Regions from separate parts of the Homo sapiens genome. Here region 1 is linked to region 2. A link is a contact called in ENCODE Hi-C or POLR2A ChIA-PET data. All regions are on one chromosome and are shown on one strand. Each heading gives the region's core, a stretch centred on a gene start or an enhancer-like site at or near the end of the contact. The rest is flanking DNA. Distances are from core to core; before and after follow the strand shown.

What was found. A loop is a pair of places that touch in the nucleus more often than their neighbours do. ChIA-PET counts read pairs that join two places held with the same protein, here RNA polymerase II (POLR2A). Pooled maps may share reads with other maps.
Region 1: a map of posterior vena cava shows a loop between it and region 2 (2.7-fold over the local background). The contact joins two enhancer-like sites. A Hi-C loop is called at or near these places in 1 of 168 maps with a recorded cell type or tissue (posterior vena cava) and 2 of 50 pooled maps. POLR2A ChIA-PET finds 5 or more read pairs at or near these places in 1 of 52 experiments (MCF 10A).

Annotation. Positions count from the first base shown.
Region 1 is chr10:656,902-663,135 of GRCh38, reverse strand. The region is part of intron 1 of DIP2C (disco interacting protein 2 homolog C); the gene reads left to right. DIP2C-AS1 (DIP2C antisense RNA 1) reads right to left here. Exons shown (of 4, transcript NR_187391.1): 3 at 1,018-1,110; 4 at 1-345. Among named protein-coding and RNA genes, the nearest start is that of DIP2C-AS1, 10 kb to the right of the region's middle. Within about 2 kb of position 1,680, at least 11 of the 41 ENCODE cell types and tissues checked have a DNase peak (open chromatin) inside an H3K27ac peak, as active enhancers do.
Region 2 is chr10:786,051-791,879 of GRCh38, reverse strand. No RefSeq gene overlaps it. Among named protein-coding and RNA genes, the nearest start is that of DIP2C, 99 kb to the right of the region's middle. RefSeq lists a cis regulatory region at 2,906-2,919 and enhancers at 2,841-2,985, 3,281-4,202. Within about 2 kb of position 2,284, at least 7 of the 41 ENCODE cell types and tissues checked have a DNase peak (open chromatin) inside an H3K27ac peak, as active enhancers do.

The sequences.
Region 1 (6,234 bases), core at 431-2,930, 130 kb after region 2:
GGTAGGGCTGCCCCAGGGATCTCCCCCTCTGCAGACCAGGCTGCCCACTGGAGAGTGGTATCACTGGGTCACGGTCACCATCTGCCCCAGCAGGGTCCAGAGTGTTTAGAGTCTTTCCTGGACATAGAAACCCTTTTGTGTGACGTTCAGATAAAACCAATCAGCATGTTCTGTTAATCACAGAGGTCGGAGCTGAGAACCATTAGCGTACATCCACCTCTCCCGAGAGTGTTCACGCCTCTTCCACGTGGGGCTAGGCTGCTGCTGAGTGTGGTTCTGCTGGCTGTGGGTGTGGCCTCTTTCCTCAACCACAGCCATCGCAGGCCTGCCACAGTTTTGGTTCTTCTAAAAGAGAATAGGCAACACAAGAGAAATAAGATAAGTTAGATTTGAAACCTTTAAAAATTATTTCCTCAAACATTGTATATATTTTCTGCCCATACCTAATTTGATAACAATTTTAAAAAGATGAAAAAGAAAAAAAAATTCCCCCATATCAAGTCTTTGAAAGGCATCCATCTTAGTTTTTATCCAATCAATTACTCTCTCTTTGGAGTCATATTTTATTGGTTTAAGTAATGTGTAACAAGTACACTGGCATAAACAGATTTAGGAGCAAACACAGCTGCTTCATGATTAGCGTTCAGCTCGCGGGGCCCAGCTGTGGGGGTGCAGCCTGTGCCTGCCTGTGCGCCAATAGGGCTGGTCACCTTGAACATCCAGGAGTGTCTGGGTGAGTGAGGTCTGGGCAAGGCAGCATCCATACACCTGCGTAGTTCTCACTTTGTCCGCGTTATCTGGCAATGCCACAAAATTATCAAGCAAGTGTTCTCCAAGTGCGTATTCACTTAGCGTTTGGAAAGTGCATAGGTACCTCATACAGTACCTTCAGGAGGAGCTAGGAACCCAGGAATGAGAGCAGGTGTGAGGCCTGTACTCTTTGTGTATAGATAAAATATGCATGTGCCTATCTGAGGGCAGAAAGTTAGATTGGGGTCAGAATGTGGAAGTCCTTACCTGTCAGATACTAGGAAGCCACTGAGGGCTTCGGAGAGAATCGTGCCTTTGATGTGCGGTATGCTGTGGAGCCACGGGGGACAGGCCAGGCTCCTGCGGGGCACTCGCCATGGCGAGAGGAGGAGAGAAGGCAGCCAGTGAGCTGAGCGATTCAGTGCCTGGGTCAGGAGGGGAAGAGGGAGTGCAGGAAGGCAGATGAAGCTGTGAGTCTACACCCTGAGGTCGGCGTTGTGCTTTGCTGGAAATCAGGAGGAGAAGCAAGTGTGGACCTGATTCAGAGATACTTAGAGACACCACCGCAAGCTGCGAGTTTGGAAATATGGAAGGAGGCTTGGGGAAAATCCGGACCAGGGTGGATTTGGGAGCCTCCTACATAGAAGTGCAGGTCAAGGAGCCAGAGTGTGAGGTGTGCATGTCGGGAGAGAGGAGGCCAAAGGAAAGCCCACATTTGGAAATGGAGGAAGGGTCGGAAGACCCAGAAAAGGCCCTGCTTAGAGTCCAGAGAAGAGCTGCACGGTGCAGTTCCCTAAAGCCCAGAGCCGAGAGTTTCCAGGACAAAGTCCCAAGTGTTGCTGAAAACCAGGGGGTGGGACTCCAGCTGGAGGCAGCGAGGGGAGCCTGGTGGCCCTGATTCCTGGGAGCAGCCAGAGCCTGGGGGTCACGGCGGAAGCTGGTGAGAAGCGCAGGGAGCAGGTGGAGATGGTCCTTCGAGGCCTGGAGCCTCACACGGGTAGCCAGCCGTGGACCAAGACACAGCTGAGGAGGGGCCTCAACCCAGAGCGTCTCCAGGTGGAGGAGGGAGCCAGGAAGGGCAAAGGTACACGGAAGAAAGGGGGCAGGCATGGAGCCAGGTCCCCAGGGAGGCTGCAGTCTTCTCTCTCTGTTCAGGGACTGGTTGTTGGTTATTCTGAGTTCTCAAAGTCATCCACTCGGTGCGGTCCAGAGAAAGATCCCAGGGGCCTCAAGCCTGGAGCAGGCCTTGTGCTTTTCCCAACACTGTGCGTGTTGACTCAGGGTTACTGTCAATGGCTAATTCTAGTGTGTCTTTTGTTGAAGTCTGCAGAAAAGCCTCAACCAGCACCAGCTTTTGAAGGACTTACAAAACTTGTGTTCTTCTGATTCTGGGATTTTTGCCTGAAATGCCTCGTATATTTTTGGCTAGGTGTTGTTAGCACTTGTGTTACGGCATTTGGAGCTCTGTATTTTTGTGATGTGCTAGCTGTGAGGATGTTTAAAATTAGATTCCTAGAAATCAGGTTATAGGAGCTCTCGGCCACGCTTCATGGGTTATGTTTTGACACCTCATAGTGGATCCCGTTGCGGTGGCTATTCTTAGTATTTGTGGAACACCTGACTCTTGATGCTAGGAGAATGTTATTTGTTTTCTTTGTAAGCCTAAAGTCTAATGACCTTGTAGAGTCTTTATACCCATCTCTTATAAATCAGCTTTAATATGCTTGAAAAAGTCCTCATTGTGCCCTTGAAAAGCAGGTGCACATTTTAAAAGTCATCCTTTTAAAATCCTTTTCTCCAGTCTGTGCCCTTTGTCTGTTTCGTTTCCTTCACTGCAACATCATGAAACAGGGACAAGAGCTAGAATCTGTTTCATACACAGAGCTTGAAACAGGGACAAGGGCTAGAATCTGTTTCATACACAGAGCTTGAAACAGGGACAAGGGCTGGAATCTCCATTTCATACACAGAGCTTGAAACAGGGACAAGGGCTAGAATCTCCGTTTCATACACAGAACTTGAAACAGGGACAAGGGCTAGGATCTCTGTTTCATACACAGAGCTTGAAACAGGGACAAGGGCTAGAATCTCTGTTTCATACACAGAGCTTGAAACAGGGACAAGGGCTAGAATCTCCGTTTCATACACAGAACTTGAAACAGGGACAAGGGCTAGAATCTCTGTTTCATACACAGAGCTTGAAACAGGGACAAGGGCTAGAATCTCTGTTTCATACACAGAGCTTGAAACAGGGACAAGGGCTAGAATCTCTGTTTCATACACAGAGCTGAACTGGGCTGAGCGACCTGCTCTGCTGACGTCTGTTTCTGTCATGAGAGGGAACCTAGGCCTCTTGACATTTCCTTTTGTACATTTTCAAAAAGATTATTTTTTCCTCTCTCTGGTCCGTTCCACTGTGAGATTCTCTCCTAAGGCTGTTTCTTTGCCTTCCATTTTGACAACTATGATTTAGTTTCCGAGATGATGAAAGGGTAGTAAAAAGGCCTGGGAAAGAGAAAGCAGGAAGGGAAGGAATTATCTCATGATTTTAGTCAGAAGGAAATCACTCAGACAGAAACGCTTTTACAAGTGGTCAGATCCCGGGAAGTGGGATTGAATAAGTGGCATCGTATCACACAACCCTGTTTTACATTCTTGCTGTTGCCAGGGGTAACGAAAAGAACGAGTATATTCATTCCGAGGTCAAATATATATCTTTGCTGACTCTGACTATAATTAGCAGAATTCGTTCAATTCAAGTTTGAGAATACCTTTACAGAAGAGGGTCTTCAGGCATGTGTGCCTATTTCTATTCGTATGTTCACATGTATTTGAGTATGAATGTGTGTATGTGTGCTGTGTGTGAGACCTCATTATTTGAAATCAAGAAATGTGCAGTAAAGTAGAGTTTATTAATTACAAGAAGTTACATTTGGGGGATAAACCATTTTGTATAGAATTGAATAATGGGGTCTTTGAGGGGTGTATATATGTATGTGTGTTTGCATTTATGTGTATGAAAGTGTGTATTGCATGTATATGTGTTGTGCATGTATGTGTCTTGGTACTGTACAGATGCATGCATGTGTATATGTGTGCATGTGTATTTGTGTTGTATGTATGTGTGTGCATGTGTTACATGTTTAGGCATGACATCGCACACATGTGCAAGTATGCATGCGTGGATGCTCCTGTGTATATAGTTATAAATGTATATGTGTGCATGTTATGTGTATGCATTTACATATGTTTGTGTGTGCCAGAATGTATATGCATGAACATGTATGTATATGCATGTGTGTTTGAGTGTTGTATGTGCATGTATGTGTTACATGTTGGTATTATGAATGTGATTATGTGAATGTGTGTGCATGTGTGAATGTGTGTATTGCATGTATGTGTGTGTGCGCATGTGTGTGTGTGAGATATGTGTCTGTGCATGCATGCATATGCACATTTGATTTGTGAGTCCTCTCTGGGAGGGCCATGTTCCTGGAGAGAGTGCATGGGATCCTCCGCTGTCCTCTCAGGGAGAGAGATATTTTAAAGGTTTGAGCCATTAGGTAAACACGCCTGATGCTCTATAAAATATATATTTACATATACCATTGGGGTTAAATATATGTTAAATGGGTGCAAAGCTGTTATATTGCATTAAAAGTCATGTTAATACTTCCTTGTTAAAGGCTTTGTGAATGATTTCCTGCACATGAAACATAATACACCACACAGAATTACAGTGGGTCAGTGGTGATATTTGCCAGGAGGTCTGGCTAATGATTGGTATTTCTAGTTGCAGACATGCAGTTTGAGCTTTTCTGGACTTAAAGGAGGGTCACTGACTGCCCACTGAATGATGCCAGCAGCTCTGCCTCATTCTGTCGGCTTCATCCAGAGCTGGGACAGCTGCTCTCAGATGGATTGTACTTTTCTCTCCATAAAGGTCTGCAGCATTTGTTAGCAGTCCAGTAGCAGACCCAGCGGCAGGTCCAGGGTCAGGTCCAGTGTCAGGTCCAGCGGCAGGTCCAGGGGCAGGTCCAGGGGCAGGTCCAGTGTCAGGTCCAGCATCAGGTCCAGCGGCAGGTCCAGGGACAGGTCCAGGGGCAGGTCCAGGGGCAGGTCCAGCATCAGGTCCAGCATCAGGTCCAGCGGCAGGTCCAGCGGCAGGTCCAGGGGCAGGTCCAGGGACAGGTCCAGTGTGAGGTCCAGGGACAGGTCCAGCGGCAGGTCCAGCGTCAGGTCCAGGGACAGGTCCAGCGGCAGGTCCAGGGGCAGGTCCAGGGACAGGTCCAGCATCAGGTCCAGTGTCAGGTCCAGCGTCAGGTCCAGGGACAGGTCCAGGGACAGGTCCAAGGGCAGGTCCAGGGGCAGGTCCAGGGTCAGGTCCAGTGGCAGGTCCAGCGGCAGGTCCAGCGGCAGGTCCAGGGACAGGTCCAGGGGCAGGTCCAGGGGCAGGTCCAGGGACAGGTCCAGTGGCAGGTCCAGCGGCAGGTCCAGGGGCAGGTCCAGGGACAGGTCCAGCATCAGGTCCAGCGGCAGGTCCAGGGGCAGGTCCAGGGTCAAGTCCAGCGGCAGGTCCAGCATCAGGTCCAGGGAGAGGTCCAGCATCAGGTCAAGCGTCAGGTCCAGTGGCAGGTCCAGTGTCAGGTCCAGCGGCAGGTCCAGGGGCAGGTCCAGGGGCAGGTCCAGTGTCAGGTCCAGCATCAGGTCCAGCGGCAGGTCCAGGGACAGGTCCAGGGGCAGGTCCAGGGGCAGGTCCAGCATCAGGTCCAGCATCAGGTCCAGCGGCAGGTCCAGCGGCAGGTCCAGGGGCAGGTCCAGGGACAGGTCCAGTGTGAGGTCCAGGGACAGGTCTAGCGGCAGGTCCAGCGTCAGGTCCAGGGACAGGTCCAGCGGCAGGTCCAGGGGCAGGTCCAGGGACAGGTCCAGCATCAGGTCCAGCGTCAGGTCCAGGGACAGGTCCAGGGACAGGTCCAAGGGCAGGTCCAGGGGCAGGTCCAGGGTCAGGTCCAGTGGCAGGTCCAGCGGCAGGTCCAGCGGCAGGTCCAGGGACAGGTCCAGGGGCAGGTCCAGGGGCAGGTCCAGGGACAGGTCCAGTGGCAGGTCCAGGGGCAGGTCCAGGGACAGGTCCAGCATCAGGTCCAGCGGCAGGTCCAGGGGCAGGTCCAGGGTCAAGTCCAGCGGCAGGTCCAGCATCAGGTCCAGGGAGAGGTCCAGCATCAGGTCCAGCGTCAGGTCCAGTGGCAGGTCCAGTGGCAGGTCCAGCGGCAGGTCCGGGGGCAGGTCCAGTGTCAAGTCCAGTGGCAAGTCCAGCAGCATGTCCAGTGTCAGGTCCAGTGGCAGGTCCAGCCAACTTTCCACATGGCCCATGTGAAAATGTACCCACTCCCTTGCATTTTTTAAAGCAGTAGTTATTAGTAGAGCCTACTGCCATTTCTCCTTGAGTTCCTCACAGTGGATGTTAAGCATTTGCTTTATTAAAGC
Region 2 (5,829 bases), core at 1,035-3,534:
ACACACAGGCACACATAAGTGCATACACAGGCACAGACATGCACACACAGGCACACACATGTGCACACACAGATGTGAACACATACATGCACACACGCACAAATACATGTACACACACTGGCAGACACAGGAATGCATGCACGCACTCATACATGTACACATACACATGCATGCACACACTCATAGATGTACATAGAGACACAGGTACACATACACGCACACAGGTGCACACATGCACACACATGCACACTCACTGGGCTGGACTGGGGGGCAGGTGTGGGCTTCAGTGCATCTGCATCTGGATCCTCCATAGCTGTTCCTGGCTCCAGGCTTGCCTGTGGCTCAGTGACTCAGAACCACCTGGGAAAACTGTAAAGCTGGGGTGCTCGGCTCCCTGGGGGTCTGGCCTAGCTGGTCCGGTGGCAGGGTTGGAGTGCACTGGGAGCTCTGCGGCAGACCCTGCACAACTCTGTGACTCGCTGGCAACAGGCTCGCCTTGTCTCGACTCCTTGCCTCGACTCCTGCCTGTCCTTCCTTCCTCTGTGAAAGGCACGTCACAGTCCAGTCCTCCTCAAAGTGTGGCCCAATCCGCATCCCCTGGGTGCTGTCAGAGCTGCAGACACCAGGCCCGGCCCTGTGCTCAGGCAAGTCCCTGAGACAGGGATGCGTGGCTGAGACGCCGACAGACACATCTCTTGGAGGCTTTGAGAAGGAGCCGATGGCTGTCCCTAGCAGAGAACGACCCTTCAACCCAGGCAGGAAGCCCATCTGAGACTCCATGTGCTGGACCCCAGTGCCTGTGCTATGGCGTCTCATCACAGACACTAGTGCGCAGGCTGGTGATACAGATGCCGCGGCCAGCCTGGAAGGAGCCGCCTTGGGGACGAAGATACTTCTGAGGACCCCTGGAGGCCTCTTTCTTCCTGGCCCCTGGCTGGCCTCACCCTTAGATGACGGTGCTGGAGGAGGGGAAGTGCAGTGCAGCGGACACAGATGGTGGTCCAGGTAAGAAGCGTCACCCCGACAGTGCCTGGGGGCCCAGCTCAGGGATGCCTGCTGCAGACCACCTTTCCTAGAAGCTCCACCTGAAAGGTTTTTTTTGAGACAGGCTCTGTTGCCCAGGCTGGAGTGCAGTGGCATGATCTTGGCTTACTGCAGCCTCGAACTCCTGGGCTCAAGTGATCCTCCCACCTCAGCCTCCTAAGCAGCTGGGACCACAGGTGCACACCACCATGCCTGGCTAATTATTTTTGTAGTACAGGGTCTTGCCGTCGAACTCCTAGCCTCCCGAAGCACTGGGATTACAGGTGTGAGCTGCCATGCCCAGCCCTGAATGGTTTTTAAGGCGTGCACACACAGTCTTAGAGCTGGATTTTTCCAAAGCCGGCTATTTCAGCCCTGCTCCACGGGCTCGTCAGGTCCCTTTGACTAGGGGTCTGTGGCTGCCAGAAACAGGTTTGGAGGCCGGGACGTGACCTCCTGCTGAGGGCTGACCAGCTTGCTGGGGAGAGACCCGGCAGGGAGACTCACTGGCCCTACAGCTTGCTGGGGAGAGACCCGGCAGGGAGACTCACTGGCCCTACAGCTTTCCCTGCAGCTGGGCCTGGCGCAAAGCAGCTCAGACTTCAGCCTCGCAGGCCACACCCCTCCCCATCGGTGACTGCTGCCCTGAGTGAGGCCGGCACACGGCCCCCTCCTGCGTTGTCTCCAGGTCTCTGTCCACTGATCTCTATCCTGGCAGCCTCTGCCCTGCCTCGCCAGTGCCTGCTGGAGGTCAGGGGGCGGCTGTGGGCCTGGGCACGTGAGGGGCAGTGACTGTGCCCGCTTGGATGTGTGCATGGAGTGGGCAGTGCAGGAGCCCAGCGAACAAGGAGCATGGGGCTGGCATTTGGCCTGGGAGGCCTGGCGCATCTTCCTCTTCCTGCCCTCAGCGCCTCTGCTCCGCTTTCTAGCCATGTCGCACTCGGGGATAAAACCGAGGACATTTGGGGAAATTCTTGGCATCACGTATTGGAAAGGCAAAGGGGTCCCAGGCTCCATCTTCGGGTGCTGTGGCCTGAACTGTGGAGCTCAGACCTCCCCACGCCCCGGTTGCCTCGTGCAGACAATTGGGCCAGGAGGGGGTTCTGCATGCGGCAGATCCAGCCACTGCCAGGGCACCCAGAACCACGCGCGCAGGTTCAGTGTCAGTGCCAGAGAAGCCCGGCCCAGCCGTCCCTGTCCGTGTGGTTGTGGCTTCAGCAGACCTGCCAGTGGCCAGTGCTGCCTCACGAGGGCGTCTGTGGCCAGGCTCACCAGAGACTGGAAAGTTCCCGGAGGACAGGGGGACGGACACCACGCCAGCTGGAGCGATCTTCTGGTGACGAGGCGGCTCCACCATCCAGTGGCAGCTCCTTGATGTTCTTACTGTCATCGTCCCCAAAAATCCCAACAGAATTCCACGTCAGGAAACAAAAAGGAAAGACACACCCGTGGCGAAGGCCCCAGCCCCACCCCCTGCCCAGATAGACAGCCATCGGCGTGCGACAGAGACCCAGGAGAGGCTCCCTTGCCCCCTGCGTCCACACTGGGTGAGCCTGCAGCGCTGGGCAGGGCACCATGGACACCTGGCGAGGAAACGCAGCGGCAACATCTGCCTGCGCAGCCTGTGGCGGGGGCTGGTGTCGAAGGGCGCATGGGCCTTGCAAAGGGGCCCCAGCCAGCGCCCCCTGGCCCCGGAGCAGAGCTCTGCAAGGTAGGACTTCCCCGCGGCCTCCCAGGGCCATGTTTGGTTTTGCTGCCATTCTGGGAAGGCTGTGTGCCTCGCAGTTGTGCTCTGGGCCGAGTTTGTCTTCCTGACCCGTCACAGCAGCCTCAGCACTTTAATCCCGTCCAACGTGGCAACATCAAGGCACGTCCGTCAGGGGGACCTTTGAGCCCAGCGGGGCCAAGCGGCCTCCCAGCTGGAGCGCACAGAGGACAGCCAAGCCGACGTCCCCCTGCCCCAGAGTGGCCTCTGGAGCCAGCGCTGTCTCGGCAAAACATCACCCACCAAGTTATGTTCATGTTGGTTTTTAATTACATTTGTTTTATTTGCGGCTATTCGGCTTTATGGCGGAATACAAGTCAGCAAGAGCTTGTGCCCAGTTTTATTAAGCTGTTTGTACAGCATAAGTAGCCATTAAATCAAAACCCTGGGCAGTGGCAAGACTTTCGTTTCTGTTAAAGAGGGTCTGTGTGTGATTTCAGTCTGAGAAACACTGGGCCCCCGTGCTCCACGGTGACCACCTGCCACACGTGGGTGGTTTGGCAAGAGAAGCCATGTGGTGTTTCCTCCGAGTCCACACCAGGATGATGGTGCGTTAGCGATATGTGGTCAGAGGACACATCACCGTCAGAATTAACCCCGCCCGTCTCACGTTGCTTTTTAATGTGACTCCCAGGAAGCCTAGGATCCCCTGCGCAGCGCGTTCTGTGTATGGAGCAGCAGCACGAGCTGAGGCTCTGCTCCCGGTCCTTCCCTAGACCCCCTGCAGCTGCTGCCACCCTGGGTGCTGACCCTCCAGCCAGGGGTCTCGGCTTGGGCCCTGCAGGAGCGTGTGGCCCGGTCCCATCACCAGCGGGTCTCTGTGTCCAGCTGCACCAGCTCCTTCGGCTGGGGCCCTCCAAGGATGGCTGGGGCTGTGGGCGGCTCCAGGCCGGCTTCTGCCGTGCACCTGGTTTCTAACCCACCCGGAGCCATCCTACTTCCTAAGCTCTGTCCAGCGCCCAGTGGCTGGCCCAGCCTGGGATGAGGAACGTAACGGGGATGTGAGGTCAGTGTGGGGAGAGTGAGGGGCCTCCCAGGGCGGCTCCCACATCCTGCCTGTCCTGGCAGCCTCCCAGCCAGAACTCCTGCGGGGTGAGTCTGAACTTCCATATGGACCTCCGCCTGCTCCCGCCTCTTTGCCATTCAACCCCCGGAATCTGTGAAAAACAAAATAAAACTAAAACCCAACTCTCACCAGGCACGGTGGCTCACGCCTGTAATCCCAGCACTTTGGGAGACCAAGGCAGGTGAATCACTTGAAGTCAGGAGTTTGAGACCAGCCTGGCCAACATGGTGAAACCCTGTCTTTACCAAAAATATAAAAAATTAGCCAGGCGTGGTAGGGCACGCCTATAATCCCAGCTAATTGGGAGGCTGAGGCAGGAGAATCGCTTGAACCCGGGAGGCGGAGCTTGCAGTGAGCCGAGATCGCGCCACTGCACTCCAGCCTGGGCGACAGAGCGAGACTCTGTCTCAAAAAAAAAAAAAAAAAAAAAAAAAAGCACTAGTAGAAGCTGCCACCAGAGAGAGGCTCACATCCAGTTTTCACAGGACGCAAGAACTTTGCAGCAATGGCTGTGATTTCGCCCGTGGCTGGAGGATGTCTCGAGTCTGGACGCTGCCTCGGTGCGTGCAGCCGGGCTGGTGAGCCTGTTTCCCGCAGTCTGTGCTGCGCCCCAGGGATCTAGCAATGGCCGGCACCGTCCCCGCCTGCAGAGGACCTGGCAGCCAGGCAGAGCGCGTGTCAGCCCCAACACCGCAGACACCAGGGATTTGTTTCTGACAATCTGGAGGCTGGAAGTTCCGGGCCAAGGTGCCGGCCGACCTGGTTCCTGGAGCCACCTCGCGCCTTCCCTCTGCACAGGCAGGGAGCACGTGGTGTCTGTTCTTCTCCTGGAGGCCACGGCCCATGGGATCAGGACCCCACACTCCCGGCTCAGTTACCCTAACTACCTCTGAAAAGGCTGCGTCTCCAAATACCACACGTCGAAGCTGAGACTTCAGTGAATGGATTTGGGGGATGCGGTGCTGCCCGTGGCTGCACCTGTGACAGCTGAGGAAGGGACAGGTCTGGGGTCTGAGAGGAGGGCGGGGTGGTTCTGCAGAAAGTGGGGAGGAAGAGGCAGTGCGTTTAGGTAGGGCCTCAAGGAGCAGGTGGACTCGGCCGCGGACAAGGCGAAGTCATCCAGCAAACATGGAGCAGCGTCGTGTGCGGAGACACAGGGACCCTGGTAGCCTGAGGCCTGAGAGCCGGCTGGGGGCAGGCGTGGGGTGTCCACCCAAACGGCTGCACAGAGGGTCTGAGCTGACCCTGAGGGCAGTGGGCAGTGATGTCAGATTTACATTCAAGGCGGTCTCCTGGGAGAAGAGAAAGGCCTGGACCCCGTGCTGGCCACACCCTTACCCGAGACGAGGACCCCCGCCCCACCCCGCCCCCGCACCACAGGCGCCCATGGGAGTCAGCAGAGGCTGGAAGTCGTGGTTGCCTTTGAGCGGGGGAGGGAGGGCGGGGTGGAGGGGCCACGCTTCCCCCTGCATACTTCCCCCTGCATACTTTGGGGTCTTTGGTGCTGTGCACAGTTCTTGCCTATGAAAAGAGTAAAGTAAGTTAGCTGGGTGCAGTGGCTCACACCTGTAATCCCAGCACCTTGGGAGGCTGAGGCAGGCCTACTGCTTGAGCCCAGAAGGCTGAGGCTGCCGTGAGCCATGATCACGCCACTGCACTCCAGCCTGGGTCGAAGAGCAAGACCTCATCTCAAAAACAATTTTTTTTTCCCCAGGAAAGTAAAAGAAATCAATGACCTTTCATTTCATTTTTAAAAGGAAGAGTCTGCACTTGAGAAATGGCATCCGGTGGCAAGGCTGAAACTTCTTCTTGGAGGGGCTCCAGCTGCAATTCAGTTGGGAAAGCTCCTCGAAGGCCGCCTTGTGTCGGCCATAACGCCCTGCTTAGAGCCCTCGCCCTCCCCTGTCTGTGTGCGGCTGGAGGCCTCGTCCGCCCAGGTGCTCTCCCCAGCCCTCCCTCGGTCCTGTCCTGACCT